Linked DNA regions of Homo sapiens: region 1 is linked to region 2. Evidence: chromatin loops called from intact Hi-C (ENCODE). Cell type or tissue: PC-9. All regions are shown on one strand. Each heading gives the region's core, and the rest is flanking DNA. Links, peaks and the distances in the headings are about the cores only. Region 1 overlaps ACSS1 (acyl-CoA synthetase short chain family member 1). Region 2 overlaps LOC101926889 (a long non-coding RNA gene).

Region 1 (15,851 bases), core at 3,534-11,533, 160 kb after region 2:
GTTTCTGATCTCTGGACAGTGAAGGCTCTTGGCCCACACAAGTCACTCTAGACAGGGCCTGGCCACATGGGACACCTTTGGGCTTGGCCTCTGGTTGTCCAGCTTTCTTGTTCTCTGCCTCTCGGTATTTCTCTGTCACCTTGATTGCTGCAGGTGGCATGATGGCCTCTTTCCTGGGGTTTGCTCCTGGGCAGACAGGAGAGAAAGGTGGAAGTCTGGTTGGGAAATTGTCTTTATGCTGCTGACTCAAGGAGGAAGAGCTGAGCTTCAAAGTAATTTATCTCTGGTTCCTTCCCCTCAGCCTCAGAACTGGACAAAGGCCTGGTGCTTCTTCATGGCACACAAAGGCTGGAGAGCAGGCAGCCCCTCACTTTTTCCATTGAGTCTTTTACTCAAGATTGGACTGAGTTTCTCACACTCCTAGGCCTGGATGTCCTATGTGAGTCAGAGCTATGAGGGTTAAAGTCGGGAGGAGACTGATCAGAAATGTCTGTGTTGTCTCTGTTAGCCAAGTGCAAGGTGGTTATCACCTTCAACCAAGGACTCCGGGGTGGGCGCGTGGTGGAGCTGAAGAAAATAGTGGATGAGGCTGTGAAGCACTGCCCCACCGTGCAGCATGTCCTGGTGGCTCACAGGACAGACAACAAGGTCCACATGGGGGATCTGGACGTCCCGCTGGAGCAGGTGGGTTACCTCGCTTTGCACAGTTTGAGGCGAGGTCATATCAAGTTAGCTGGCTCTGAGGCTTCTCGGGTTGTGGTTCTCAATTTGGGTTCCCTAGAGGTGCCCAGGGTTCCTCTGTGGTATTTGGTGAGCTTGAGTCCTGACTGGGAAGATAAAACTCCTATACGACAAGCATGTTGGAACACTTACTGTAACACAAATGCTTGCACCCACGCTTTTGTTTTGTGTCCTTTCCACATTTGGAATTGAACTTGGACAGGTCAGAGCAGGTGAATTCTGAATCCTGTGTGTGGAGTCCTGCTGCGGAGGGGGAGTGCTGCTCTCAGAGAGGCTGAGTGCCCTCGGTGGGCTGTTTGTTTCTTCTCCCTGCCAGGAAATGGCCAAGGAGGACCCTGTTTGCGCCCCAGAGAGCATGGGCAGTGAGGACATGCTCTTCATGCTGTACACCTCAGGGAGCACCGGAATGCCCAAGGGCATCGTCCATACCCAGGCAGGCTACCTGCTCTATGCCGCCCTGACTCACAAGGTACAGGCCTGTGCGGGCGGTGCTGGGCCCTTGGCAGGGATCCAGGCAGGGGCAGGGCTGGAAGTCCTCCTGCTGCAGAGCGAGGCCTGTAGGTGTGAGAGGTCAGTGTTTCTTCCTGGCCTATTCGGGGCAGGGCCCCCTCGAGTCCTCCCACCCTACAGCTCCTCAGGGCCCTGGCTGCCTCAAGCCCCCACTGCACTGTCTGGAAACTCCCAGATAATCTGATCATGTAACGCGGCAGCAGGACACTAAGGGCCATTCGCCCAAAGATTTTTAAAAACTCTTTTTAGAACAGATAGAGAAAACCACCCAAATTAAATGCATGGCTTAATGAATTATTATAAGGCAAATGCCACTTTGATCAAGAAGTGGAAGGCCACCGGTTTCTCAGAAGCCCCTTCCAGGCCCATATGGCCACAGCCCCGTCCAGCATGTCTTGATGTGTCTTGTGCGCCTGCCCTGTTTTTATTTTGATAGTTTTGTGACCCATATGAGCATCCGTGGGCACTGTAGCTTACTGTTGCCAATTAAAATATTGTTTTTTCTTTTGTTTTGTTTTGTTTTGTTTTGTTTTGTTTTTTCATGGAGTCTCACTCTGTTGTCCAGGTTAGAGTGCAGTGGTGTGATCTCAGATCACTGCAACCTTTGCCTCCTGGGTTCAAGTGACTCTCCTGTCTCAGCTTTCTGAGTAGCTGGGATTACAGGCACCTGCCACCACACCCTGCTAATTTTTTTTTGTATTTTTAGTAGAGACAGGGTTTTGCCATGTTGGTCAGGCTGGTCTTGAACTTCTGACCTCAAGTGATCTGCCCGCCTTGGCCTCTCCAAGTGCTGGAATTACAGGTGTGAGCCACCGTGTCCGGCCTAAAATATTGTTGATATGTGTTTTAAGTCTTTTTAAGCCTATGCTCCCCCATTTCCTTACACTTGGCCATAGTCACATCCAGCCATTTTTCTCTGGTGTCCTTTGGTCTGGGTTGTGCCTGTTGTCCCTCTGCCTCTGTGTTTCCTGCACGTGGGCAGTTAGATCCTGAGATGGGATCAGGCTCCACTCAGTTGCTGTGGAAGAATAAAGGGGATTCGGATGTCTGTCCTCTCATGCTCCTCGAAGCTGATGATGCTTGATGCCATTCTTGGCCTTTTTTGCTTTTATTTTTTGTAGTTCTTAAGGGGTTTAAAAAATCGTGGCATAAGGTAATGCAAAAAGGTGTCCATGTGTTAAACGTACAACTAGACGGACTCTGCAGTGTGCCCACCTGTCCTGCTGCTGGAGGCCATTTGAGGAGCCAGCTGCCTCTCACAGCTATGGACTGCAGCCTATGCATGCCTATTTCCTAGTGACCTGGTGTGAACATGGTGGAGTGGGGGGACAAGCTCCTGATGCTCCTTTCCTGTCTCTGCAGCTTGTGTTTGACCACCAGCCAGGTGACATCTTTGGCTGTGTGGCCGACATCGGTTGGATTACAGGACACAGCTACGTGGTGTATGGGCCTCTCTGCAATGGTGCCACCAGCGTCCTTTTTGAGAGCACCCCAGTTTATCCCAATGCTGGTAAGGATGGTGAACCCTGTTTGGGACCCCATGCTGGTGTCAGGGGAGAGAGCCTGAGGCTCGAGGCTTGTGGAGAGGTTCATGGAAGGGGGACGCCTGGGTTCTGGTGAGGGTGTGGCTCTCCAGGTCCTGCTGTCGAAATGCCCGGTGGGGCCAGGCCCCAGGTCTTCAGAAAGATCTGACAGGCAGCAGCAGGGAGTCTGACTTGGTGCTGGAGGACATCTCAAGGCCCCTGCTCCTGCACTCCTGCCCTCTGACTTAAACTGCCGGCCTCAGGCCATCGCTTTGGCATCCTTCTCACCTCTAGGCTGCTTGCCCAGATCCAGCCCTTTCTCAAAGCCAGGGCCAGCTGCCCGCCACTTCTGTGTCCCCAGCCCTGCCCCTGAGCCTTCAGGGCTGTCCCTCAAACCATGTTAGGCATGGCCTAGAACCATCTCCATTAAATTGAGATCACTTTGAAGACAAGGTGATGACTGGCTCCCTTGGGCATCGTCCTCCCACACAGCACAGTGTCTTCAAATATTTTCTTTAATGTAAGCAGATCATGGTGGCTCTGCCCAAAGGCTGCTGCTCCAGTGTTCCATGGCACTGACAACTGTGCATGGACTGTGTTATCACCTCCCAGTGCTCCATCCCTGCCTTTGGGGGCTGGGTGTGCTCAAGGAAGAAGTTGTAGGGGCAAGACCAGGGATTAAGGGCCATGGCCCAGGTGCTGTCTCAGGCCACCACTTCAGCCCTTAGAAGCTCAGTGTTCCATGTGGAGGGGATGGTGTGGGTAGTGGGTTTACAGGAACCAGGGGTGTGCATGCCGGGCACATGGCCCTGCTCCCTGGGACACACGCAGTGGCAGCTGTACTGTCACCAGGGGAAGCACCAGTCACCACTTTAGAGCCCATGTGAGTGTGATCGAGTGAAAGCTCTGTGTTAATGCTCCATGGGTTATTAAATCCACGTAGTATCACCTTGAACTAGGCCATCACCCTAAGCCTGGTGAAGACTGTTCCTGAATGTGCCGCCCATGGATCTGGGGAGTGCTTGGAGGAGAGCGGCCATTGGGGACCTGTCCCATGGGGCTTCTTTCCATCTTTCACTGGCGGGGGTGGGGGGTTGGGGGGATCCCTTTCATATGGACATATGCGCGTCTGCACATGCCCAGCACTCAGGAAGTCTTGGCTGATCTCTGAGTTTAAAGTAAACCATGTCAGCTCTCCTGCTGACAGTGAATTTCGGCCTTTCTGTAGGTCGGTACTGGGAGACAGTAGAGAGGTTGAAGATCAATCAGTTCTATGGCGCCCCAACGGCTGTCCGGCTGTTGCTGAAATACGGTGATGCCTGGGTGAAGAAGTATGATCGCTCCTCCCTGCGGACCCTGGGGTCAGGTGAGCGGCCTGCCCTGCAGCAGGAGAGGTTGTGCTTGCCCTAGACCCTCAGAGCCAATACGGGCTTCAGCAGGACTTCAGTCATGAAGCTGCCCGGCTTTGTATGTGTGAATTCACGCAATGCCAGACCGGATCTGGTAGAAAGCACCAGCACCTCTTCCCACCTGTAAGCTCCTCCCCAGAGCTGGCAGCAGTTACCTGTCTGGGGAACAACGTTCCAGACATTTTCTGTGCCGTTGTTTCTGTGCCCAATTTCTGTAGCTTAATCTTCATTAGGAATACTTACCCACTCAATAAGTTAAGGGTCAGGTCAGTTCTTTAGTGGCTGCATGGGATTTAACTGTATAACTTAGCTGGGTGTGGTGGCAAAGGCTGAGGTGGGAGGATTGCTTGAGCCCAGGAGTTTCAGGCTGCAGTGAACTAGGATTGCACCACTGCGCTCCAGCCTGGTGACAGAGTGAGACTCAGTCGTCTAAATAATAGTAATAATAGTATAACTACAGTTTGCTAAACACTGCCCCATAGTTGGACCTTTTGATTGTCTCCAAGTCTGTGGAGTGGATACCATCCTGCACTTTTGCCCTGCTGTTACTGTAGACATTTCCAGGCAGACAGTTCAAAGCTTAGGCCTATTGGTAATGTTGATGGATATTGCCAAATCACATGGAAACATTTTGGAAATGTGATGGTGGCATGGTTTCGACAGTATCAGCAGTGTCTGTCTTTCGGGCTGGTGCTGGGAGGGACTGGGTGCTGGTGACTGCTGTTCTCTCTCCTGTCCCTGCCACATTTCATGTCTGCCTTGACGTGTGGTCACGCGTGGTCAGCCACCTGCTTGGTGGCTTTTCACTGGGGAAGCATGCAGGGCAGTGACCATGGAAGAGTGTCCCATTCTGCCACATACATCCTTGGGAAGGGAGCATGTACCTCCCAGTGAACATGTGATTCCACTACTACTGGGTGACCATGAGGCCATGCGGGCATCCGGGCCACAGGCTGAGAGGCACAGCAGCTGGGGCTGTGCCCTGCAGAGCTCACCACTTGTTCCCAAATGTGAGATGGGGATGAGACCTACCTACAGGGTGGCGAGGATGCCACAGAGGGTCAGATGTGAGCCTTAGTATAATGTTCAGCATGGAGATGATTAATGGAGAGAGCTCCTGAGGAATAGCAGGCATCCAATGACTCCTCCTCCTCTTTTCCCTTATTTTCCCCATTAACAGTAAAAACCTTCTGTTTCTCAACCAGCTTTCTAGATTAAAAAGCAGGAGGAGTTTGAATACTATTAATAAGAGCAAATATGTATTAAATGCCTTTATCTTCACATCAGTCCTTTGAGCAAACAGCAGATGTTGTTTCACATTACAGAGAAGGAAGAGGAGGCACAGAGAGGTCAGAGAACCGGCCTGAGGTCACTCAGCAAGTAGGGCAGCCTGTGTTGAACGCAGCACTTGGTTCTAGAGTCTGTAAAACTCACTCTGCCCCCCACCTGATTGATGGGCTCTGTGCCCCCACCCTGTACCCTCAACAGGTCCCTTGCCATACTGTCCCCTCCACCTCTCAGAAAGAGTATGGGGTTCCTTTCTAGATGGTGAATCTTAGTTTGCTTTGTGCTGCTGTAATAGAATACCCTGAAACTGGGTGATTTATAATGAACAGAAATTTATTGGTTCACATTTCTGGAGGCTGGGAAGTCCACATCAAGGTGTTGGCATCTGGTGAGGGCCTTCTTGCTGCATCGTCCCATGGTGGAAGGGCAAAGAGAAGGCAAGAGAGAGCAAGAGGAGGTTGAACTCACCCTTTTATAATGGCACCAATCCCACTCATGAGGGTGGAAACCTCTTGGCATAATCACCTCATAAAGGTTCCACCTCTTAATACTGTTACAATGGCAATTACATTTCAGCGTGAGATTTGGAGGGGACAAACATTCAAACCATAATAAGTGGTGAGTTTGGGTGGTCTCTCTTGGCATGCTGGAGCTGGGCTTGAGAGGCCCGTGTGATTCTGACTGCCTGGGCCATGTAGTGCTTGTGGACTGGGAACAAACAGCGGGGTGGCCAGGGCCATAGAAACTCGCCCAGATCCTCTAGGTGTTGTCAGCAGGGCCACCTGAGTGGGCCCTAGGCATTAGGTGGGGACAGGGCTGAAGGGCAAGATTTGGTTTTCCAGATACACTCATGGGATTTGTCTCCTGAAGGAAGGTTCACGGGGTCCAATGACAAGGGGTACCGCCCTAAGTGCATTTCAGGAAGGGGTGTGCTCTGGCAGCTGCATTAGAGTGGGATGTGTATCCCAGCAGCCTCTGCCTCACCTAGGGGTCCCCACAGACTTGGAACACCTCTGAGCCAGGGGGCCAGCCCCCAGCAGAGGCTCAGCTGGGTTTTGTGTATTTAGCTGGTTGATAGGCACATTCCTATTCCTGTTGCATAACCGGTTCTAGCCGCAGAGCCCTGCGGGAGGCCAGGTGCTAATCACACACCTCGCTGTTCTGTTCTCGGTATACAGTGTTGGCAGGCAGCGTGGCGTCTTGTGATGTCTTGCACCTGGGGCTCCCAGCACCTCGGAGCAGTGCTGGGAGTCAGTGTGTTCCACACCTTGGCCAGGGCCAGCGCTGTGCTGGCACACCTGTCGGTGCAATTCCACAGCCCAGACCCATTCCAGGCAGCTGGGATCAGCCCTCATGACATTTAATCCGTTGAGTCGTCAGAATCCCACTCACTCAAGACATTCCCCCTAGATTTGTATTTCTCAAAGCTTTTTTAAACTTTCAATTTCATAAGTAATACATGGATACACTCTTGTGAAAAGAAGAAATTGGAGCATTGTACTTAAAGCTGATGTCCTTAGGAGCTGGGCGTGGTGGTACGTGCCTGTAGTCCCTCGGCTACTTGGGAGGCTGAGATGGGAGGATCCTTGAGCCCCAGAAGTCGAGGTTGCAGTGAGCCATGATCATGCCACTGCACTCCAGTCCAGGCAACAGAGCAAGATCCTTGTCTCTCTCTCTCAAAAAAAAAGAAAAAAAAAAAAAGCTGAAGTTTTCCTCGACCTCTGCTCCAGGGGTTGTTGCTCCTGCGCCTTCGGCCCTGTCTCTGCAGTTAAGTTCCTGTAGTGGATGCAGCTCTGTTAAATGACGTTTTCTTTAACACCAAAGTTACCACACCGTGCTATGATGCTGTAATGTTTCTTTTAAGATTGTAGAATCTGCATTTTTCCACACGGACCTGCTTTGCCGTGGGGATTACCCTGGCTTGTGTGGTCACAGCCCCGTGGCTGGGTGCAGGCTGTCGCAGTCTCCCAGCGTGTCCACCAGCGCTGCGGGGCATCTCCCTGCCCCTTGTGGATGTTCTGAGTGCAGGTGTGACACACAAGACACTGAGCTGCCAATGTGGCCAGCACTGATCATGCAGCATGGATGCGGGGGCCACTGCTGGGACAGGCTGTGGGTTGTGAGTGGTCCTGAGCAAGAGGCAACCACCAGCACGAGAGTATTTCAGTGTTTTAGTGATAGCACGTCTAGCCTGGTGAGTTCTGGCTGAGTGCTGGCCTGGTGTGGAAATGTCATAAGGTAGACACTGAGAATCCTAGGGTGTACACATATCTTCTTCCTTTCTATTGAGATATAATGTGTACTAAAGGGTACAGATGTTAAGTGTTCAACTTGAGAGATGTTTACGTGTATAAGTGCTACAGAAATTCCTAGTCCCCAGAGGCCCCCTTATGGCTCCTCCCAGTTACGAGAGTTACCCGAACCATGACCACAGTGTGGCCTGCATCACCACGGACAGATCCGGCTGCACTTGAACCTCAGCTGGGTGGGATCACACAGCACACCCCTCCCTTGCCCAGCGTCATGCTTCAGACTCACCAGTGCCGCTGTGGGTCGTGGAGGTTCGCCATCTTCTTTGCAATGTGGCGTTCCTCTGCAGGAGCGTGCCATATTGTATTTAGCCACCTACTCCTGAGGGATGTGTGTGGTTTCTAACATGAGCAGAGCTGCTGAGGACACCCTTTACATAGCCACTTCTGGTGGCATCTGCAGTCATTTCTGTGGGGTGTACGTCAGGGGTCATGTTTTGAGGTATTTAGCTGTAGTAGATTCTGCCCCAAGCAGTTGCTCAGAGTAGTTGTATTGGTTGTATGGAGTTTTAAATGTTAAGAGAAACATCCAGATTGCTCCTCAAAATTGCTGAACCAAACTATCCTCCTAATGGTGTCTGTGAAATCCTGTTTTCCCCACATTCTTACTGGCTTTTTGATATCCATCATCTAATGGTAAAAACACATCATGGTCATGTGCATTTCTTTGATGACCATAAATACGGTATGTCTCACTGCATTTTCAGGTCTCCTTGTATGTTCTTCAAAAATAAAAATCACGGAGCTGTTTTCTCCTTAAAAATCTCTTTATTTGGCTGGGCACAGCAGCTCACACCTGTAACCCCAGCACTTTGGGAGGCCAAGGCAGGTGGATCACCTGAGGTCAGGAGTTCGAGACCAGCCTGGCCAACATGGTGAAACCCCGTCTCTACTAAAAATACAAAAAATTAGCCGGGTGTGGTGGCAGGCGCCTGTAATACCAGCTACTCAGGAGGCTGAAGCAGGAGAATCGCTTGAACCTGGGAGGTGGAGGTTGCAATGAGCCAAGATCATCCTGGGAGACAGAGTGAGACTCAGTCTCAAAGAAAAACAAAAACAAAAAACAAAAAACAAAACTTCCCTTTGGTTTCAGGTTTATTTGCAGCCTGTTAACATCTTTTTCTTTCTGTGTGGTTTCAGTGGGAGAGCCCATCAACTGTGAGGCCTGGGAGTGGCTTCACAGGGTGGTGGGGGACAGCAGGTGCACGCTGGTGGACACCTGGTGGCAGACAGGTGAGGAGGCCTGGGGAACAGGTTCCGGTCTAAGTGCTGGGTCTGCAGGGTCAGGTGTGAGGCTGGGACTGGGGTCCAAGCTCTCAACAGCAGGTGCGATAGAAGACGCTTCAACGCCCGAGACTGCGGAAACCCTGGAGCCTAGAGTGAGGGAACTCAGAGGTCGCCTGGCTGCTGTTTCCCACCTGTGGGACCTCTTGTCACAACTTCTCTGAGGCTCGGTTTCCTCCTTTGTGAGGTGGGGGCGCCCCCCACACGCCTGGGTGAGGGTGAACTGAGGTGACACAGCTCAGCTTGCTGCCCAAGGCCTGGTGTGCAGCAGGAGCTCAGGGGCCGTGTCCCTTCCTAGTGCCCCTTTCTGAACAGGGGAACATCTGATGAGACAGGCCCCATCTTCTAAGGGAGCATGAGTCTAAATTTAAATTTTAGTGGGAAAAGGAATTTTTCCTGTGACATTTTGTTTGGATTTGTCCCCCCTTCTCTTGGGTATCTGACTTATTAGGAGGCTTGGGGCGAGAGACCACCATAGATGTAATGAATGTAACTATCTGAGGGCTCATCCTCAAGCCAGAAAATGAGGCGTTCCCATGGGACAGTCCCATCCATTCAGGAAAACCTGGGACAGAGATTCTCTAGCTGAGTCACTGGGGCATTTCCCTGGTACAGGCTGGAAATAATGTGAGGGTAGGATTTGAGAGCATCTTTTTTCGTTGTTGGGTTCATGTCAAATGGGCGCTGGCCCAGAAGCAGTTCTTTTTCTCCGTCTTCATGTGCAAGTGGGTGGGCTCTGCCCTTTCCCACTTCAAGCAAGGGCCTGACATGGCGAGGGGGCCTGCACCTGGCTGTGGGATGCCAGAGCTCCTGGGGCTGAGGCCACTGTGGGGCCGCCTCTCATATCCACAGTGGAGGGCACCAGACCCACATCTGGTTTGCCTCAAAGATCGTTGTGCCCCTGAGGCGTTTCCTTGCCCACAACAGGGACAGTCCCACCTACCACCCACTCTGGATACACGTATCCCTGGGTCCGGGGCCGATTATGCATTTCTTTCTTGTCATACCTGCAGAAACAGGTGGCATCTGCATCGCACCACGGCCCTCGGAAGAAGGGGCGGAAATCCTCCCTGCCATGGCGATGAGGCCCTTCTTTGGCATCGTCCCCGTCCTCATGGATGAGAAGGTGTGTATGGGCCTCCCCCACATGGGGGTCATGTGCTTGCCCTCCCTTGTCCCTGCCTGCCCAGCCCAGCTCTCTCCTGTGTGCCCAGGTCTGTACCTGGCAGGAGGCTGCTGACCTTGCAGCGTTCACTGCAGCTGGTATCATGCACTGGGTAGTGGCCACACAGGTGGCTTGGGGCCCTCCTCAGGGGCAGAGGGGAGAGCTATGGACAGCTCCCTTGAGGGCAGGGCTTGTCATTTTTTGGCACACTTCTCACCCAGAGCCTGCCCTGTCTCACTTGCATGTCCGGGGTCTACAGGGCAGCGTCGTGGAGGGCAGCAACGTCTCCGGGGCCCTGTGCATCTCCCAGGCCTGGCCGGGCATGGCCAGGACCATCTATGGCGACCACCAGCGATTTGTGGACGCCTACTTCAAGGCCTACCCAGGTGAGCAGGCTGTCAGGGACCCTCTCATTCCTTTTCAGCTGACTGCTGGAATCTTATTCTCAGAAAACATTTTTAATGGGATTTGAGTGCAGCGTAACACTGTGGCCAGGAATAGGTGCTCGCGAGGCCAGAGTTTGACTCCGCACCCCTCTCCCTTTGCTGTACCTCCCTGGCTTTCCTTATCTTGACAGTGGGAGTGATTCCCCACTCGGGGACTTTCTTGGGGCTACTTAGGTGTGGGTGTGAAGTCCTGCACTGCAGCCAGGCCCATGGTAGGATCCTGTTAGCTACGGCTGGGAGTTTTCTTCCAGTTTACTTTTATTTTTTCCCAGTTTCCCTTTTTGTCGTAAACAAGACTCAGTGTTTTGGAGAAGCATCTTGGATGTGCTGCTTGTATACCTTCTGCTCCCCAAAGTCTCGATATCTCGGAGCCACCTGCCCATGCTCTAGAACATAGGGAAGCATCGGAGTTGCAAGGAGGGCCGATGGGCGAGACTTCAGCCGCGTGCTGGGCTGCAGAGCTTCACGCTTACTGAGGTTGGGACATGGGTCCTGGCTCAGGGTTCCTGGTGCTGAATTTCCCTGCTGTGGTGCAGGCTATTACTTCACTGGAGACGGGGCTTACCGAACTGAGGGCGGCTATTACCAGATCACAGGGCGGATGGATGATGTCATCAACATCAGTGGCCACCGGCTGGGGACCGCAGAGATTGAGGACGCCATCGTGAGCACAGGCTGGGCCTCCTCCTTCACTCCTACACCTCCATGATGCCCCTGTGGACCTGCAAGTTGGGGTGGGAGTCCCTGGCCCGAGTCACTTCTAGCACCCGGGGCCGCCACATTTTGCCCTTTTGTTCTCTGTTGTACACAGGCCGACCACCCTGCAGTACCAGAAAGTGCTGTCATTGGCTACCCCCACGACATCAAAGGAGAAGGTGAGTGTCCTGGAGATGAGCTCCTCCCTGATTCCTGACCCCACACCCATTATGGGCACCTCTGTACGAGGAGCAGACTCTGGAGAGTGGAGTGATAGGGGATACTGTGGGCCAAGCTCTCAGTGTTCTTCTCTCTCAAGTGGAAACTGTAGGGGAGGAGGCTGAATAGCACTCGTGTTCGGTCGGGTTTCTGAAATGCCCTGGTTCTGCTGTCCTTTCAGGACACACATCCACAGTGGCCATGACCCAGTTGGGCTTGGCTAAGCTTGGGGGGTTTCCCCTTCTGTCCATGGTGTATCTGGTGGGGACACCGTCCAGCCCCATTACAGAGAGTTTATGAGAAAATGTCCAGCCTCATGTATCCTCACGGGCTTGGTCATAGCACTCAAGCCAGCTCTGCAGCCGCCACGCGTGTGTGCCAGAGTGTGCTCTGGAGTGTGCAGGCTGTGTGCTGCGCTGGGACTCTTTGGACGAATCTGACCTGTGGTTCCCACTGCACAGCGACATGCTGGGGGAATGCAGAATGAGGGACTAGAATGGCCTTTACCAAGGCCACGCTTTGTTTCGAGTCTGCCAGCTTCTTGGTGGCTGGGTCTGGGAAGGGGCGGGAGCACCTAGGTGTTGCAATGCCAGGTCCATCCAGGCACACTGCCTGGCCTGGCGTGACCTGGACACACACTGACCCCATGCCAGGGCACTGCTGGGCAGACTGGCTTCTCCTGCCCTGCCCAGTGGCTTGGGGTCAGGCTTGCCCTCCCGCTGGGAGGCCACCCTGTGTCACAGTGTGTCCCAGATGTCACCTTCCTCCCTGCACTTCTATGTGCCGTTATTCCATTATTTACTTAAATGCTCTCTTTAAATTGACGCATTGCAAGATTGAGAATTTGTTTCAGTGCTTTACAAACAGCATTTTCAGTTGCCATGGAAAGGCTATGCTGGTAAGGCTGGGATGTGGGAGAGAGCTGGTAGGGACCCCTGCCCGGTGACATGTCCAGATGTGATCAGGAGGGTCAGAGAGGACGGAGACGAGGACAGTTTCTCAGGTGTGACTAGGGTAACTTAGTGCCCCCCTGAGGTTACCTCGCTCTGGCAGGAGCCTGGGCCCCTCCTCTGAGGACTCCTGCATTTCACATCTCTGGGCTGGGGGTCCACAGGGCACTGACGTGTCCTGGGATTTGAAAGCCCCATCTATGTCTGAGTCCAGTGGCTGAGCCAGTACTCCCTGGGGCCACTGAGAGGGGTCCGGGCATGGTCCACTGTGTCTGGGGATTCAGCAGCCCCTGGATTGAACTCCATAAAGCAAGTGCAAGATCAAGGAAAGGACAATGGAAGTGACCTTTAGACAAACGTTTGGGCATCACAATCACTGTCTTTCATAGGGTGGCCTAGCCTTAGGTCTGTTGGGGTGGTGTTGGGGCATGGTCTGCTGTGGACGCTGCTGCCCAGGGCACGTTCTGCGTGTGTGGAGCTATTGCAAGTCTGGTGTTGCCAGGCTTCTTAATGTCTGCCAGATGTGTGGGGATAATTTGTCTATCATGTGTATGATGATGTGCATTTTCCTGATTTCTAATGAATTTGAGTATCCATTCTATAATTATGAAGAGCTGATGAACAGCTCTTGGTTGGCTCTAAAGCTGCCTGTGAATATCGTATATTTGTCCCCACTCTCTCTGTTTTGCAGCAGCTCTGAAAAAGGGCAGCCCCTGGACCTTGTCTAGGACCTAGACCCAGCAAGCCTCTGGTGCTGCTGGCCAGGCTCTTGTCTCTCTTGTCTCCAGTGTCCTGAGCCTTGCCTGCCTCGTCCTGGCTCTTAACTGGCTCCTCCACCCATGTGGAAGGTTTCCTCCCTCCAGCTCCATCCTCAGAACTCAACAGTCCAGGCCCACTTCTGATCCCATATCAACGACCAAGATGAGAAAAACGGTGTTCTTTCCCTCAAAGATCTAACAGCCTAGTGGGGTGGCAGCAGGGGGACTGACAGCTGTTCCCACATAGCATGTGCCATAAACTAGATTCATGGGTGGAGTCAGGAAAGGCTTCACAGAGCAGGAGGTGGCTGAACTGAGTCTTGAGGGATGAATAGGAGTTCGCCACATGGATATAGGAAGGCCTTTCAGGCAAAGGCTGTAGGTCTTTACAGATCATAGCTTGTTCAGAAAACCAATCATCCATTCATGCACTTAACAACCATGTGTTGAGCACCTCCTGTGTTCCAGGCATGGTTCTAGATGCTGGGGACACAGCAGTGAGTGAGAAGGTCTCTGACCCCATAGAGGGGTCAAGAGTAGAGGAGAGAGACAGACAAAGAGCAAGAAAGATGATCACCAAGGAAACGACACAGTCAGTTAGGTGCTACATGCCAGGGAAGAATGGGTGAAGGTGGCATGGGGCTGGGGCAGATGAGCAGTAGGAGAGCCACACATATATAGAAGCTTCGAGGGAGAGACAGAGCACCTCACAGGCCAGTGGGGACGGGCAGGCTATCAGGGATGGCACCGGGATGAGCAACTCCTTATATGGACAACAATCAAATTAGATCCCTCTTCACAGTGTGAACTCTTCCTGGAACATGCCAGGGTACTGAAAAACGAAAGCTAGTATTTATGCTATAATGTGGGCTGGCCCGTGCTGCCCAGCAGAACTCTCAGCTGCCTCTCAGCTGTCTGTGTTGTCCAGGGTGGCAGCCTCTGGCTGCTCATGGTGCTGAATGGCACTTGAAGTGTGGCTCATGCAGCCAGGGAGCTGCTGATTTAATTGAACTGAAATAGCTACCCTGGCCCATGGCACCATGTTGCACACACACCCCCAAAGGCTGGTGGTGCCCATTTGCTGTGCATCTGTGCACCTTCTCATGGAAGTCTCATTCCATCAAACCACATTATGGGTTATTTCACAGATGTGTACACAGAGAGGGGAGGTCCCATGTCCCAGGTCACACGCAGCCAGTCAGCATTAGAGCTGAGATGCCAAGCTCTCAGCCACACATGTGCACTCACCTGGAACATCTGTGGAGCTGTTAGAATCGCTGCCACTTTTCATGAAACTGAAGTGCATCTTTGGGTTTGCAACTAAAGAAACCAGCTGCTACAATGTCACTAACATAGGATTCAAAAGCCCTTCGGATTTCTGGCAGTCTGTGCATAGCACCCTGCCTCGGGAGTTGGCTCCTTGTCTAGTATTTAATACATCCCCAAACTTGGCTTTATTTTCAGCTGCCTTTGCCTTCATTGTGGTGAAAGATAGTGCGGGTGACTCAGATGTGGTGGTGCAGGAGCTCAAGTCCATGGTGGCCACCAAGATCGCCAAATATGCTGTGCCTGATGAGATCCTGGTGAGTGGGCCTCCCACAAAGATGGGGCTGTGCTGCTGTTCTTCCCACAATTGTCAAGTGACAATGATCTTTTAGGAGCATATTACTCTTTTCCAATTAGCATCAAAACGGACACTAGCTGTTTGGTTTTCCTGGCTGGTGGTGAGGATGGTGGGTCTCTGTGTTGTCATAGAGGGAGAAGTGAGCTCAGCCAGCTTACTTGTCCAGGAGGTCGCCTAGGCAGGTTTCCATGCTCAGTGGGCTCATCTGTCCAGGAGGTTGCCTAGGCAGGCCTACATGCTCAGTAAGCTCACATGTCTGGGAGGCCACCTAGGCAGGTTTCCACACTCAGCCAGCTCACCTGTCCAGGAGTTCACCTAGGCAGGCTTCCACGCCCAGCCAGCTCACCTGTCCAGGAGGTCACCTAGGCAGGCTTCTGCTCTCGTATGTTGGCATGTGCAGGCTAGTCACAGAAATGGGGCTGCTGGTGAAGAACCTTAGGGATTTTCATTAGAGACATGGGGACAGTACCAGGGTTCTCCAGCCCCTGTGTGGTTCTTGAGCACTTTTCCTGGTGGCAGTGAAGGAGATCGCAGACCCCCAACCCAGGGGGTCAGAATCAGGGGAGGATTGGGCTGCCTCTTCAACCCCCGGCTTTTCATTCCCTCCTTTATGAACATTGCGCGCTGTGACTCTGGGTTTGGCGGCCCTCAGAGGCGGCAGGGCCAGGATCCACTTGGTATTACAGGAGTTGACACATTTGGCCCAGTGACCAGAATTTCAGGAGACCCGGACTCACCCTAGGTGAACTGAACTATTTCAAAAGACAGAATGACTGTCAAAGATCCCAAACACAGCTCTTAATGCATTGCCATTTGCAGTGAATGGGCTGTAGTTGTTTGAGCATGCTCCATGTTAGCTTTTCAAACACTAAGACAAAATTTTTCTCTTAAGTAGTTCTCACCTCTGATGTAAGACAAAACCTGCCAAGT
Region 2 (15,851 bases), core at 2,743-10,742:
AGTGGGTGCAGCCCACAGAGGGCGAGCCAAAGCAGGGTGGGGCATTGCCTCACCTGGGAACAACAAGGGGTTGGGGGATTTCCCTTTCCTAGCCAAAGGAAGCCGTGACAGACTGTACCTGGAAAAACGGGACACTCTCCCCCAAATACTGTGCTTTTCCAAAGGTCTTAGCAAATGGCACACCAGGAGATTATATCCCGCACATGGCTCGGTGGATCCCACGCCTATGGAGTCTTGCTCACTGCTAGTGCAGCAGTCTGAGATCAACCTGTGAGGCAGCAGCCTAGCAGGGGAAGGGGCGTCTGCCATTGCTGCAGCTTGAGTAGGTAAACAAAGCGGCTGGGGAAGCTTGAACTGGGCAGAGCCCACTGCAGCTCAGCAAGGCCTGCTGCCTTTGTAGTCTCTACTGCTGGGGGCAGGGCATAGCAGAACAAAAGGCAGCAGAAACTTCTGCAGACTTAAACATCCCTGTCTGACAGCTCTGAAGAGAGCAGTGGTTCTCCCAGCATGGTGTTTGAGCTCTGAGAATGAACAGACTGACTCCTCAAGTGGGTCTCTCACCCCCGTGTAGCCTGACTGGGAGACATCTCCCAGTAGGGGCCAACTGACATCTCATACAGGTGGGTGCCCCTCTGGGATGAAGCTTCCAGAGGAAGGATCAGGCAGCAATATTTACTGTTCTGCAATATTTGCTGTTTTGCAGCCTCCGCTGGTGATACCCAGGCAAACAGGGTCTGGCATGGACCTTCAGCAAACTCCAACCGACCTGCAGCTGAGGGACCTGTTAGAAGGAAAACTAACAAACAGAAAGGAATAGCATCAACATCAACAGAAAGGACATCCACACCAAAACCCCATCTGTAGGTCACTAACATCAAAGACCAAAGAGAGATAAAACCACAAAGGTGGGGAGAAACCAGAGCAGAAAAGCTGAAAATTCTAAAAACCAGAGCACCTCTTCTCCTTCAAAGGATCGCAGCTCCTCACCAGCAATGGAACAAAGCTGGATGGAGAATGATTTTGATGAGCTGAAGGCTTCAGAAGGTTGGTAATAACAAACTTCTCTGAGCTAAAGGAGGAGGATGTTTGAAACCATTACAAGGAAGCTAAACACCTTGAAAAAAGATTAGACGAAGGGCTAACTAGAATAAGCAGTGTAGAGAAGACCTTAAATGACGTGATGGAGCTGAAAACCATGGCATGAGAACTATGTGTTGCATGCACAAGTTTCAATAGCCAATTCGATCAAGTGGAACAAAGGGTATCAGTGATTGATGATCAAATTAATGAAATAAAGGGTGAAGAGAAGTTTAGAGAAAAAAGAGTAAAAAGAAATGAACAAAGCCTCCAAGAAATACAAGACTACGTGAAAAGACCAAATCTACATTTGATTGGTATACCTGAAAGTGATGGGGAGAATGGAACCAAGTTGGAAAACACTCTTCAGGATATTATCCAGGAGAACTTCCCCAACCTAGCAAGGCAGGTCAACATTCAAATTCAGGAAATACAGAGAACACCACAAAGATACTCCTTGAGAAGAGCAGCCTCAAGACACATAATCATCAGATTCACCAAGGTTGAAATGAAGGAAAAAATGTTAAGGCCAGCCAGAGAGAAAGGTCGGGTTACCCACAAAGGGAAGCCCATCAGATTAACAGGAGATCTCTCAGCAGAAACTCTACAAGCCAGAAGAGAGTGGGGGCCGATATTTAACATTCTTAAAGAAAAGAATTTTCAACCCAGAATCACATATCCAGCCAAACTAAGTTTCATAAGTGAAGGAGAAATAAAATCCTTTACAGACAAGCAAATGCTGAGAGATTTTGTCACCACCAGGCCTACCTTACAAGAGCTCCTGAAAGAAGCACTAAACATGGAAAGGAACAACCAGTACCAGCCACTGCAAAATCATGCCAAATTGTAAAGACCATCGATGCTAGGAAGAAACTATATCAACTAACGGGCAAAATAACCAGTTAACATCATAATGACAGGATCAAATTCACATATAATAATATTAACCTTAAAAGTAAATGGGCTAAATGCGCGAATTAAAAGACACAGACTGGCAAATTGGATAAAGAGTCAAGACCCATTAGTGTGCTGTATTCAGGAGACCCATCTCATGTGCAGAGACACACATAGGCTCAAAATAAAGGGATGGAGGGAGATCTACCAAGCAAATTGAAAGCAAAAAAAAAAAGCAGGGGTTGTAATCCTAGTCTCTGATGAAACAGACTTTAAACCAACAAAAGATCAAAAGAGACAAGGAAGGCCATTACGTAATGGTAAAGAGATCAATGCAACAAGAAGAGCTAACTATCCTAAATATATATGCAACAATACAGGAGCACCCAGATTCATACAGCAAGTCCTTAGAGACCTACAAAGAGACTTGGACTCCCACACAATAATAATGGGAGACTTTAACACCCACTGTCAATATTAGACAGATTAACAAGACAGAAGGTTAACAAGGATATCCAGGACTTGAACTCAGCTCTGCACCAAGCAGACCTAATAGACATCTACAGAACTCTCCACCCCAAATCAACAGAATATACATTCTTCTCAACACCACATAGCACTTATTCCAAAATTGACCACACAGTTGGAAGTAAAGCACTCCTCAGCAAATGTAAAAGAAAAGAAATCAGAACAAACTGTCTATCAGACCACAGTGCAATCAAATTAGAACTCAGGATTAAGAAACTTACTCAAAACCGCACAACTACATGGAAACTGAACAACCTGCTCCTGAGTGACTACTGGGTAAATAAAGAAATGAAGGCAGAAATAAAGATGTTCTTTGAAACCAATGAGAACAAAGACACAACATACCAGAATCTCCAGGACACATTTAAAGCAATGTGTAGAGGGAAATTTATAGCACTAAATGCCCACAAGAGAAAGCAGGAAAGAACTAAAATCAACACCTTAACATCACAATTAAAAGAACTAGAGAAGCAAGAGCAAACAAATTCAAAAGCTAGCAGAAAGCAAGAAATAACTAAGATCAGAGCAGAACTGAAGGAGATAGAGACACAAAAAACCCTTCAAAAAATCAATGAATCCAGGAGCGGGTTTTTTGAAAAGATCAACAAAACTGATAGATCACTAGCAAGATTAACAAAGAAGAAAAGAGAGAAGAATCAAATAGACGCAATAAAAAGTGATAAAGGGGATATTACTACTGATCCCACAGAAATACAAACTATCATCAGAGAATACTATAAACACCTCTATGCAAATAAACTAGAAAATCTAGAAGAAATGGATAAATTCCTGGATACATACACCATCCCAAGACTAAACCAGGAAGAAGTTGAATCTCTGAGTAGACCAATAACAGGCTGTGAAATTGAGGCACTAATTAATAGCCTACCAACCAAAAAAAGTCCAGGAACAGATGGATTCAAGGCTGAATTCTAACAGAGGGACAAAGAGGAGCTGCTACCCTTCCTTTTGAAACTATTCCAATCAATAGAAAAAGAGGGAATCCTCCGTAACTCATTTTATGAGGCCAGCATCATCCTGATACCAAAGCCTGGCAGAGACACAACAAAAAACAGAGAATTTTAGACCAATATCCCTGATGAATGTAGATGTGAAAATCATCAATAAAATACTGGCAAACCAAATCCAGCAGCACATCAAAAAGCTTATCCTCCATGATAAAGTCAGCTTCATACCTGGAATGCAAGGCTGGTTCAACATATGCAAATCAATAAACATAATCCATCACATAAATAGAACCAATGACAAAAACCACGTGATTATCTCAATAGGTGCAGAAAAGGCCTTCAACAAAATTCAACAGTGCTTCATGCCAAAAACTCTCAGTAAACTAGGTATTGATGGAGCGTATCTCAAAATAATAAGAGCTATTTTTGACAAACCCACAGCCAATATCATACTGAGTGGGCAAAAACTGGAAGCATTCCCTTTGAAAACTGGCACAAGACAGGGATGCCCTCTCTCACCACTCCTATTCAACATAGTGTTGGAAGTTCTGGCCAGGGCAATCAGGCAAGAGAAAGAAATAAAGGGTATTCAGTGAGGAAAAGAGGAAGTCAAATTGTCCCTGTTTGCAGATGACATGATGGTATATTTAGAAAACCCCATTGTCTCAGCCCAAAATCTCCTTAAGCTCATAAGCAACTTCAGCAAAGTCTCAGGATACAAAATCAATGTGCAAAAATCACAAGCATTCCTATACACCAATAAACAGACAAACAGAGAGCCAAATCATGAGTGAAGTCCCATTGACAGTTACTACAAAGAGAATAAAAAACCTAGGAATCCAACTTATAAGGGATATGAAGGACCTCTTCAAGGAGAACTACAAACCACTGCTCAAAGAAATAAAAGAGGACAAATGGAAGAACTTTCCATGCTCATGGATAGAAATAATCAATATAATGAAAATGGCTATACTGCCCAAGGTAATTTATAGATTCAATGCCATCCCCATCAAGCTACCAATGACTTTCTTCACAGAATTGGAAAAAACTAAAGTTCATATGGAACCAAAAAAGAGCCTGCATAGCCAAGAGAATACTAAGCAAAAAGAACAAAGCTGGAGGCATCACACTACCTGACTTCAAACTATACTACAGGGCTACAGTAACCAAAACAGCATGGTACTGGTACCAAAACAGAGATATAGATCAATGGAACAGAACAGAGGCCTCAGAAATAACACCACACATCTACAGCCATATGATCTTTGACAAACCTGACAAAAACAAGAAATGGGGAAAAGATTCTCTATTTAATAAATGGTGCTGGGAAAACTGGCTAGCCATATGTAGAAAGCTGAAACTGGGTCCCTTCCTTACACCTTATACAAAAAATTAATTCAAGATGGATTAAAGACTTAAATGTTAGACCTAAAACCATAAAAACCCTAGAAGAAAACCTAGGCAATACCATTCAGGACATAGGCATGGGCAAGGACTTCATGACTAAAACACCAAAAGCAATGACAACAAAAGCCAAAATTGACAAATGGGATCTAATTAAACTAAAGAGCTTCTGCACAGCAAAAGAAACTATTATCAGAGTGAACAGGCAACCTACAAAATGGGAGAAAATTTTTGTAATCTACCCATCTGACATATGGCTAATATCCAGAATCTACAAATAACTTAAACAAATTTACAAGAATAAAAACAAACTTATCAAAAAGTGGGCAAAGGATATGAACAGACACTTCTCAAAAGAAGACATTTATGCAACCAACAGACACATGAAAAAATGCTCATCATCACTGGTCATCAGAGAAATGCAAATCAAAACCACAATGAGATAACATCTCACACCTGTTAGAATGGCGATCATTAAAAAGTCAGGAAACAACAGATGCTGGAGAGGATGTGGAGAACTAGGAACACTTACACTGTTGGTAGGAGTGTAAGCTAGTTCAACCATTGTGGAAGACAGTGTGGCAATTCCTCAAGGATCTAGAACTAGAAATACCATTTGACTCAGCGATCCCATTACTGGGTATATACCCAAAGGATTATAAATCATGCTACTATAAAGACACATGCACACTTATGTTTATTGAGGCACTATTCACAATAGCAAAGACTTGGATCTAACCCAAATGTCCATCAATGATAGACTGGATTAAGAAAATGTGGCACATGTACACCATGGAATACTACGCAGCCATAAAAAATGATGAGTTCATGTCCTTTGCAGGCACATGGATGAAGCTGGAAACCATCATTCTGAGCAAACTATTGCAAGCACAGAAAACCAAACACCGCATGTTCTCACTCATAGGTGGGAAGTGAACAATGAGAACACTTGGATACAGGGTGGGGAACATCACACACTGGGACCTGTTGTGGGGAAGGGGGCAGGGAGAGGGATAGCATTAGGAGAAATACCTAATATAAATGACAAGTTAATGGGTGCAGCAAACCAACATGACACATGTATACCTATGTAACAAACCTGCACGTTGTGCACATGTACCCTAGAACTTAACGTATTAAAAAAACTTGCTATATCATAGTTTTATGTATTTTTGAGGTACATGTGATATTTTGATACATATGTACAATGTGTAATGATCAGATCAGGGTAACTAGGATATACATCACCTCAAACATTTAAGGACAGTTTTTGAAGAGAGAGTATGTCACAGTACGAGTTAGGAAGCACCTGTGCCATGGTCGTGTCCCCTTTCTCATAAGTAATTATTCACAGCTTCTTTCCTTCTATTCTGTTTACTCTAGTAACTGGGGTACTTCTTAGTGTGAGTACAAAGGGAGGTGGAGGTCAGGACCAACATGTACATACAGGTATGTCCTCAGTGTCTGCGTCTCAGGTAGCACTTTTCCAAAATGACATTCAAATAATTGTGAGGTTAAAATTCTATAATTTTTTTTTTGTTTCTTGGATTTTAAATCCTACATTTGGCCTACTATGAAGTTCATGACCATAAATGGAACTTGTATGTCCTAGAGATTAGCAAGTTAGTGGTTTCTTTAAGTCAAAAAAATAACCAGTATTTTTTTAGATTGCTAATAAACTTTAAAAAAAGATTAAAAAAGAAACATTTTTAAATTTTTGAATTAATTTCTAAATTTACCTTTTAATCAGTGAATTCTCACTTGATTGAGCTGTGGGCCAGGGAGTGTCATCTCTGATATCCACTCTGTGGAGGTTGTTGACATGAGCTTTGTATCCCTCTTTGTAACTTTTTGCAAGTTTTCCATGGTACTGGAGAAGAATGTGTGTGCTGCACCTGCTGGGTGAATAAAATGTCCCTTATATGCTGCTTGTGAAGTGTCATATTAATTAGGATAAGGCTGAAGTGCCCAAATAAAGAGGCCCAATGCAGGTCTGAAGCCCATGCATGCGATTGCTCCCCACGGCACTGACTCACGGCAGCAGGGCTGGGTGGGTGCCGCTCCACGTGGCCGGCCAGCCTAAGACCCAGGCCGTGGGCTCGGCCACCTTCACCATGCGGTGTCCCGGGCAGTCCTCTGAGCATCTCTGCTCCAGGAGGGTGGGAGCGTGTCTTCCTCACTGTTTTTCCTCCAAACAGTGCCCCCCTCACAGGAAGCATTCAGTAAGTATTTGTTAAGAACACTAATCAATGAATGAAGAAAAGATGGCCCCTTAGTCATCATAGCGTCAACATTTAATAAATGTTTTTTTAAGTTAAAAATTTTTTTCAATTAGCAGGACATTGTATGCCTCAAAATTTAAAAGATACAAAATAACGTCATCACCATCGTCATCACCATGATTTTGGTAGATTTCTCAGCCTGCCAGTTCCCTTTCCTGGAGGCATCTGCTGTTAACAGCTTATTTGTGTTCTCCAGATATACTTCATAAATGCACAAGCATACGTGCATATGTGCAGACTGGTTTCCAAAATGTTTTCCTATCACAATAAAATGTTTCAACTTCAACCTTGTTTATACAATTTCTGAATCCACGTGGAGAATGTATTTGGTGTCATTTGTTGAGAGGACATTAGGCGGCAGTATAGTATCACAAGGAGGAGGCTGGGGCTGTCTACACATTTTTTTTTTGGCCTGGCACCATGGCTCACGCCTGTAATCCCAGAAGTTTGGGAGGTCAAGGAGGAGGTTCACATGAGCCTAGGATTTCAAGACCGGCTGGGCAACATAGCAAGACCTCTAGCTACTGGAGAGGCTGAGGCTGGAGAAGCTGCAATGAGCTGTGATTGCACCACTGCACTCCAAAGGAAGAGAGAGGTGTTGTGTGGCTATTACATATCTTGCCATATATTTCCAAGTTTTTCTATTACAAATGATGACTCAATGCCTTGAGTCATAAGTCATAATGCTTTGAGCCTGAGGCAGGAGGGTGCTGGAGTGTTTATACACTGGGTCCTGTCAGTTATTGTTGAGTGCTATTCCCTCTGCATATCTGACCTGCTGCACACTCAAGTTCTTGAAAGAGCCTTCGGGCCCAGAGATGAGATACAGGCAGTTGGAGCTGACTGGAGTTGGTGCTGGAAAGCTAGGGTCTGAGGGCCACTGGGGGAGGGTCACTGACACCCTAACTCATGGAATCTTAGAGTTTTGGAGCAGAAAGGGAGCTCAGAGCATACTAGTCTACTCCCTCCCTTCTCTCATGGAGCTGGGATGTGTTTCCCTGAGCACTGCATTCCCATCGTGAAGAGGAGGCTCAGACAGGAAAACATTTTGCAGCTCGCATTTTCCTCACAAGTTCTGTCAAAAGTGAGAGACTGTGCCTTGACATAGTGCATTTTTAAGGTAAGTTTGGAAGCCTCTCACTTATGAATTAAATACAGAAAAGTCATTATTATATATATATATATTTTTTTTTTTTCTTTTTTCTTTTTTTTTCTTTTCCCTCAGAGATCGGGTCTTGCTCTGTTGCCCAGGTTGGAGTGTAATGGTGCCATCATGGCTGAATGCCTTGAACATATCTTGTCTTCTCACCTTTTCAGGCAAGCCCACACTCATCTCAAAGAAAATGCATTGAAGGTCACGTTAAACAGGGTCTTTCTGCTCTTACTACTTCTCCGTGTCATTTGTCTTTTTTCCACACACATTCCTTTTCCTCCTCTGCATTCCTGCGGTTGTTCTCATTTCACCAGTTGGCACAGAGCACCCCATCCTGTCCTTATCTGTGGGGAGCCCTCCAGCCACTCCTGCTGGAATGGGCACATTCTACAAAGGCCTGGGTCTGGGCCTCAGGTCCCTTTGCTTCCCTGTGCTTGGCACAGTGACTGGCAAATCCAGATCTCATTCAGTGTTGGATAAACAAACTTGCCTGCCAATATTTTAGACCTCCTAGGTGTTACAAATATGCAATGGCCCCAGGAATCAAGCATCTGTCTGCTGAGCAGTTAAGCAACAAGACTATCTATAATCATAGACTGTGTGGGGCAGACAGCAATTGCTCCAGAGTTTAATAACTACAGTTATTAACTGGGCCTGGCCCTCTCCCTCTGGAGAGTCCGTCTTCTTCCTAGGCTCCTACACTCCCCTACACAGCCACAGTCCCCTCATCAAAACCAGAAATTTAGCACTGACACAACACAGCCATCCAATCGATGCATCCAAAGTTTCACTGACTGTACCAGTCCTGTCTTTCAGAGCAAAAACAAAACAGAACCAAAAATTTCTTTCCTTTTCCCCCATCCTTTCTGCCCCAGGACTGCCTTCTGGATCCCACGCTGCATTTAGTTGTCTACAACGTGGAAGAGTTCCTCGGGTTTTCTGTATATGTCACGGCCTTGCCATTTTTGAAGAGTACGAGCCAGTTACTTTGTAGAATTCCTCTCAGTTTGAGTCTGTTTGATGTTTATTCATGATTAAATTCAGATTATACATTTTCGGTGGTAATGCCACAGAAGTAATGCATCTTGTCAGGAGGCCTGTGATGTCAATATGTCTCCTTGTTGGTGATGTTAACTTTGATCACTTAGTTAAGACAGTGTCTGCCAGGTTTCTTGACTTTGGTAACTGCACTATTTAAATCAATTCCTGAGATAATTATTATTATCTTCATTTTACAGATGAGAAGACTGAGGCACAAAAGACTTGCCAGGGCTGGACACGGTGTCTCATGCCTGTAATTCCAGCACTTTGGGAGGCCGAGGCAAGCAGATCGCCTGAGCTCAGGAGTTTGATACTAGTCTGGACAACACGGTGAAACCCTTTCTCTACCAAAAATATAAAAAATTAGCTAGGTGTGGTGGTGCTACGTGGGAGGCTGAGGTCCCTGCTACTTGGGAGGCTGAGGTGGGAGGATTGCTTAAGCCTTGGAAGTCGAGGCTGCAGTGAGCCGAGATCGCACAACTATACTTTAGCCTGGGTGACAAAGTGAGACCGTCTCAAAAAAAAAAAAAAAAAAAAAAAAAGACTTGCTGAAAGTCATACTCACAAGCCAGGATCCTAACCCAGTGGGCCTGGTTCCAGGCAAGTACTCCTAGTGACCGCATAGGAGGGAGAGTGCTGTGGCTGGGCCTGGAGGAGGTTGGCTTTGAAAGAGGGTTAACAGTGGGTAGGCAGAAATGTCAATGCGGAGCTGCTAAGCCTGGAGTTCCTCTGTCATGTCTGCTTGGGCATGGTGTACCCTGGACCCTGGCATTCCCACAGGGGTGACTTCTGCTGAGGATGGGTGTGAGATGTGGCTGGTGCTGACCTGGGCCTGGCCCTCTCCCTCTGGAGAGCCAGGGCTGGGTTGGCTTGAGGTTACTACAGCTCCGAGGTCCCATTTTGTGTCAAAGTTCCTTGTAACTTTTGAAAGGTCATGATGTGCCCCCAATTTTGAGCTTTGCCACACCTTAGATCATGAACAAAAAGGGATGATCTGTATTTCGGAATGTCATGTAATAAGAGCTGACCCTTGAGCCTCCGACTGGAGTCCCCTGCTCTTCCTGCACTGCTGACCCCACAGTTTGCCCAGACAGGGGCTGCCCTTGGCTGTGCCCTCCTCTTCCTGGCTTCACACAACTCTGCTCCTGCTTTCTGCTCAGTCACATTTCCTCTGCTTCACATAAACACTTCTGGATTCACACTGCCTTGGTTTGGATGTGGAGCCTGAGGCAGGAGGGAGCTGGGGTATTTATACACGGGGTCCTGTCAGTCATTGTTGAGTGTGAATCCCTCTGCATGTCTGACCTGCTGCATTTGCAGGTTCTGGCACAGAGATGAGATGCTGGTGGTTGGAGCTGATTGAAGTTGGTGCTGGAAAACTAGGGTCCGAAGGCCGTAGGGCAAAGAGTCACTGACATCCTAGCTCATGGAATCTTAAAGTTTTGGAGCAGAAAGGGAGCTCAGAGCTATTCTATCCTACTCCCTCCCTTCTCCCATCGGCCAGGATGTGCTTTGCTGAGCACTGCATTCCCATCATGAAGAGGAGGCTCAGACAGGAGAACATCCCGCAGCCCCCATTTTCCCTCCAAATCTGTCAAGAGGGAGAGACCCTGACATAAGTGCATTTTATTAGGTAAGTTTGGAAGCCTCTTGTTTATGAATTAAATGCAGAAAAGTTATTATTATAATTGATAGATCTTTTTGTTTGTTTGTTTTGTTTGTTTTGAGATAGGGTTTTCTCTGTCACCCAGGCTGGAGTATAGTGGTGGAATCACAGCTCACTGCAACCTTGAACTCCTGGGCTCAAGGAATCCTCTCACCTCAGCCTCCCAAGTATTAATAGATAGGACCACAGGCACATGCCACTATGCCTGGCTAATTTTTTTCATTTTTTGTAGATAGGGGTCTTGCTATGTTGCCCAGGCTGCTCTTGAACTCCTGGACTCAAGCAATCCTCCTGCCTCAGTCTCCCAAAGTGATTATAGGTGTGAGCTGCCATGCCCGGCCAATATATCTTAACTATTTACTCATACTCCATTATGACCCCAAATAATATGTTTTAAAAAATACTTCAAATTCAGGAAGAAGGTGACTCTCCTCATATGTAATAAATATCAGCATGTACACACACACACACACACACACACACTAACATGTGAATAACACGGCTCTTTCAGTAGGATATGTACTTAAATGTGCTCTGCTTCATGTTCTACCACTGTGCTTTAGCAGCTCTTTGATGGTGAGATGAAGCTCAATTTCTCTGAGCTTTACTTTTATCATGTGCAAAATGGGGATTAAAAACAATATCTACCCCATGAGTAGCAAAGAGTAAACAGTGAATGCTAGATGGTAGTTTAGGAGAAGGAAGTAGGCTTGTTGTACTAGTCAGCCATTGCCAAAACAGTGCTATACCAGCCCCAACTCATTGCCCCCTGGAGGTGCACTTCTGGAATGGTGGCATGAAGGGCTCTGTAGACCCTCTCCCAAGCAAAACAACCATCATTGGTGAAAATTATTGAAAAGAAACAGCCACATAAAATCTCTGGAAATTCTCCTAAGGGCATACTGCAAATGGAAAAGCATTTATTCAAGACTATTACTAAATATTGGTAAGAATGGTGGGGTATGTGGCACTGATCCATGATCTCCTTCCTTTCCCTCCTTGAAGTTTGACTCCAGGTGGATGTGGTCAACGAGATGGACTCCCTCCCTACCTGAGCTCCTGACTTTGGGCTATGGATTCACCATAGTAGATGGCATCTCACATCTCTCCCCAGCTCCATGTTGCAGAAGCTCTATTACAGACAAGTGTGGCCAAGAGATCCATGGCTCTTTTCCTACACATATGAGCACCACTGGAGTGCAGTGGATTAAACCTGACAGGGCCCATCTGGGGGCAAGTTTGAGCCTTGCCAGTTTGATATTGGGTGCTAAGTGGAGTGGCAAATCTGGTGTACTTTGTGCTATAAATTTGTCTTTCTGTATTGTCCTGTCATAAAGAGGAGTAACTTAGGATTGAACACAGGCTTAGGACCCCATAAGACTGCTGTACAAGCCAGCCCAGCAAACTGGTCAGTTACAAACCTTGATGCAGGTCTCTGAAAAAAAAAATACTGGATGAAGTTTCCCTCTCATCTTGTTTCATGTCCTTGGGAGCTTGACCTTGTAACCACGTGGCAGTATTTTCTCTTGCTCTCCACCATCCAGAGAACAGGAATTTTGGAATTCATGTCATAGTTGGCTCTAAAAATTATCCTAAGCAGTTAAAAGTCATTGCAAGCTCAAAACTGGCTACTCTAGGCCCCTTCTGGGAATAGCAGTGGAAACTGCCCAATGCTGAATCTTTGTGGCTAAGGCTTTGTGTGTTTCCAATGGCAGCCTGGGTTCAGGGTTCAATTCCTGGCTTAGGGAATGAGTCACTCCTTGTTTGATATCTACATGACCTTTACCATTTGTTGATTCTCCTCCCCTCCATGAACCATCTTGAATTTTCCTTTCTCTGAGCACCTGGGAGGTTATGTTTGGTAAAGTTCAAAAGCCAGAAATACTGGTGATTTGGCATGACTAATGTTGGGTAATAAGAGGTTTAAAAGGATTTCTAAAGAGAGCACTGTGGTTAAAAGTCAGCTTAATTAAAACCACATATTAAAGCTCTAACAGCCTGGAACTCCTTGAGAAAAATAGGAGGTGCCACAGACCCTGTTTTGGGAAAAACCTCTGTTTTCCTCATGAAACCCCAGGAACTGAAAGTGGATAGATCTCTCTCAAAATCTAAAGCTCTGTTCTGTTTTGCATTGTGTTAGCCAACATTTTTGACTTCTGGGGGTACCAGATATTACTTCACATTGTGAGAGAGCTTTGGTGTGTAATGACTAGGTAGGAAATATACTTTTAGGGGTGGCTAATTGCAGTTATGGGGAGATACTCAGCTCTTTGTACGTTTGGATCAGAGGAGCATGCTCTTGGCTACCTAGAAGGTATGAAAATCTCCCCACCCCCACAGTGAGAGATAAGACTCACAGGGGGATGGGCTAATCATAGAATGTGCTGATTGTCTTTGGATTGCTTTGCAATGAAATGCATGGTAAAATCTTTGCACGTTGTTCTGTAGTGTTTCTCTTTTGGGGATCTAGGATCCAATATGAAAAATAGGACCTTTAATTTTGGGGATTTTTTTGCCTTCCAGTTGTGCCTAATTATTAGGCTGTAGAAACTGCATGCTTTCCTGGCCCTGTTCCTCCAAGGGCTCCACCCTGAAACCAGTAATCTAAATAAGAAACTGGAAAATGAAAAACCCTACAACTACTGGATCTTCTGTCTGTCTGTGTATTTATATGTGCTGTGTGTGATGTTTATATATGAAAGAGCTCTGATTAATTGGCTTAAAAATAATAAGTGCTTTAATCAAATATTTTGTCAGACAAATAAAAATTGTAATGACTTTTAGTAGGTTACTAAAGAAACAGTTTTACATGCAAAGTGAAATGTGTTTTTGGTAAGAGATTATAAGAAGGCAATGGACTGTGGGTTTTCTTGGGCCTAGTTTAGATGGCTAAAGGATTGTTTTAAGTTAGGTAGTATAAAGCTGAAAGTTTGAACAAGTTGTGGAAAGCTTGTGAAAAATTAATCTTGTAAAAAATTCTCTGTATGAACATATTGGCCAAAGTAAAAGGGTTATTATTTAGTTTTTCCATAAATTGAACACAACAGGTTTTTCTTAGAGCACTTATCTGTTCTTTCACAAAAATTTGTAATGGATTATAAAAGGTTTATGAGAATCTTACTTTATCGTCAAATATTAAAATTAGGTAGATTTATCTATAAGGTTTTATTAAGAATTGGATTTAACATAAGAGTACACTAATCTAAAGGTGAAATTTGACTTATTTGGTATAAAAGTCATACAAAAACTATTCTCAAATATGAAGTGCTGTTTGGCTTTCTTTGGGCTATATTTGTATAAATATATTATTGGTATGTGTTCCAAAATTATGGGAAACTCCTATAATTCTGATATGACTTAGTGTATGTTATTAATAGTTATAATTGTTATGTAAAATTGTTGTATGCCATAGAAGTAACCAAATTCCTTTTAAAAAAATTTATTATACTTTAAGTTCTGGGGTACATGTGCAGAATGTGCAGGTTTGTTACTTAGGTATACATGTGGCATGGTGGTTTGCTGCACCCATCAACCTGTCATCTACATTGGGTATTTCTCCTAATGCTATCCCTCCTCTAGCCCCCCACCTCCTGACAGGCCCCAGTGTGTGATGTTCCCCTCTCTGGGTCCATGGGTTCTCATTGTTCAACTCCCACTTATGAGTGAGAACATGCGGTGTTTGGTTTTCTGTTCCTGTGTTAGTTTGCTGAGAATGATGGTTTCCAGCTTAATTCCTGTCCTTGCAAAGGACATGAACTCATCCTTTTTTATAACTGCATAGTATTACATGGTGTATATGTGCCACATTTTCTTTATCCAGTCTATCTTTGATGGGCATTTGGGTTGGTTCCAAGTCTTTGTTATCATGAATAGTGCTGCAATAAACATACATGGGCACGTATCTTTATAGTAGAATGATTTATAATTTTTTGGGTGCATACCAAGTGATGGGATTGCTGGGTCAAATGATATTTCTGGTTCTAGATCCTTGAGGAATTGCCACACTGTCTTCCACAATGGTTGAGCTAATATACATTCCCACCAACAGTGTAAAAACATTCCTATTTCTCTACATCCTCTCCAGCATCTGTTGTTTCCTAACTTTTTAATGATCACCATTCTAACTGGAGTCAGATGGTATCTCATTGTGGTTTTGATTTGCATTTCTGTAATGACCAGTGATGATGAGCTTTTTTTCATGTTTGTTGGCTGCATAAATGTCTTCTTTTGAGAAGTGTCTGTTCATATCCTTTTCCCACTTTTTGATGAGGTTGTTTGTTTTTTTCTTGTCAATTTATTTAAGTTCCTTTAGATTCTGGATATTAGCCCTTTGCCAGATGGATAGATTGCAAAAATTTTCTCCCATTCTGTAGGTTGCCTGTTCATTCTGATGATAGTTTCTTTTGCTGTGCAGAAGCTCTTTAGTTTAATTAGATGCCATTTATCAATTTTGGCTTTTGTTGCTATGCTTTTTGTGTCATGAAGTCTTTGCCCATGCCTGTGCCCTGAATGGTATCACCTAGGTTTTCTTTTATGGTTTTTATGGTTTTAGGTTTTATGTTCAAGTCTTTAATTTACCTTGAGTTAATTTTTGTATATGGTATAAGGAAGGGGTCCAGTTTCAGTTTTCTGCATATGGCTAGCCAGTTTTCCCAACACCATTTATTAAATAGGGAATCCTTTCCCCATTGCTTGTTTTTGTCAGGTTTGTCAAAGATCAGATGATTGTAGATGTGTGGCATTATTTCTGAGGCCTCTGTTCTGTTCCATTGGTTTATATCTCTGTTTTGGTACCAGTACCATGCTGTTTTGGTTACTGTAGCCTTGTAGTACAGTTT

What was found. A loop is a pair of places that touch in the nucleus more often than their neighbours do. Peaks named below come from ENCODE experiments on the same cell type or tissue, not always from the same donor. Only the 100,000 strongest peaks of a DNase experiment are listed, where the experiment ranks them.
Region 1: a loop joins it to region 2, with 4 times the contacts of the local background. A loop is called at or near these places in 6 of 110 quality-filtered maps.

The regions. Positions count from the first base shown.
Region 1 is chr20:25,008,299-25,024,149 of GRCh38, reverse strand. ACSS1 (acyl-CoA synthetase short chain family member 1) reads left to right here. Exons shown (of 14, transcript NM_032501.4): 4 at 509-684; 5 at 1,058-1,210; 6 at 2,614-2,761; 7 at 4,003-4,140; 8 at 8,920-9,012; 9 at 10,077-10,189; 10 at 10,488-10,614; 11 at 11,211-11,338; 12 at 11,486-11,549; 13 at 14,762-14,880. Among named protein-coding and RNA genes, the nearest start is that of APMAP, 23 kb to the right of the region's middle. In PC-9, for the core only: no CTCF peak of the experiment used is centred there; a DNase peak (open chromatin) is centred at 6,629; H3K4me3 peaks cover 510 bases; H3K27ac peaks cover 967 bases.
Region 2 is chr20:25,171,013-25,186,863 of GRCh38, reverse strand. LOC101926889 (a long non-coding RNA gene) reads left to right here. Exons shown (of 6, transcript NR_109994.1): 5 at 165-322; 6 at 704-2,192. Among named protein-coding and RNA genes, the nearest start is that of ENTPD6, 17 kb to the left of the region's middle. RefSeq lists an enhancer at 12,597-12,891. In PC-9, for the core only: a CTCF peak has its summit at 7,510; DNase peaks (open chromatin) are centred at 7,703 and 8,723; H3K27ac peaks cover 2,794 bases.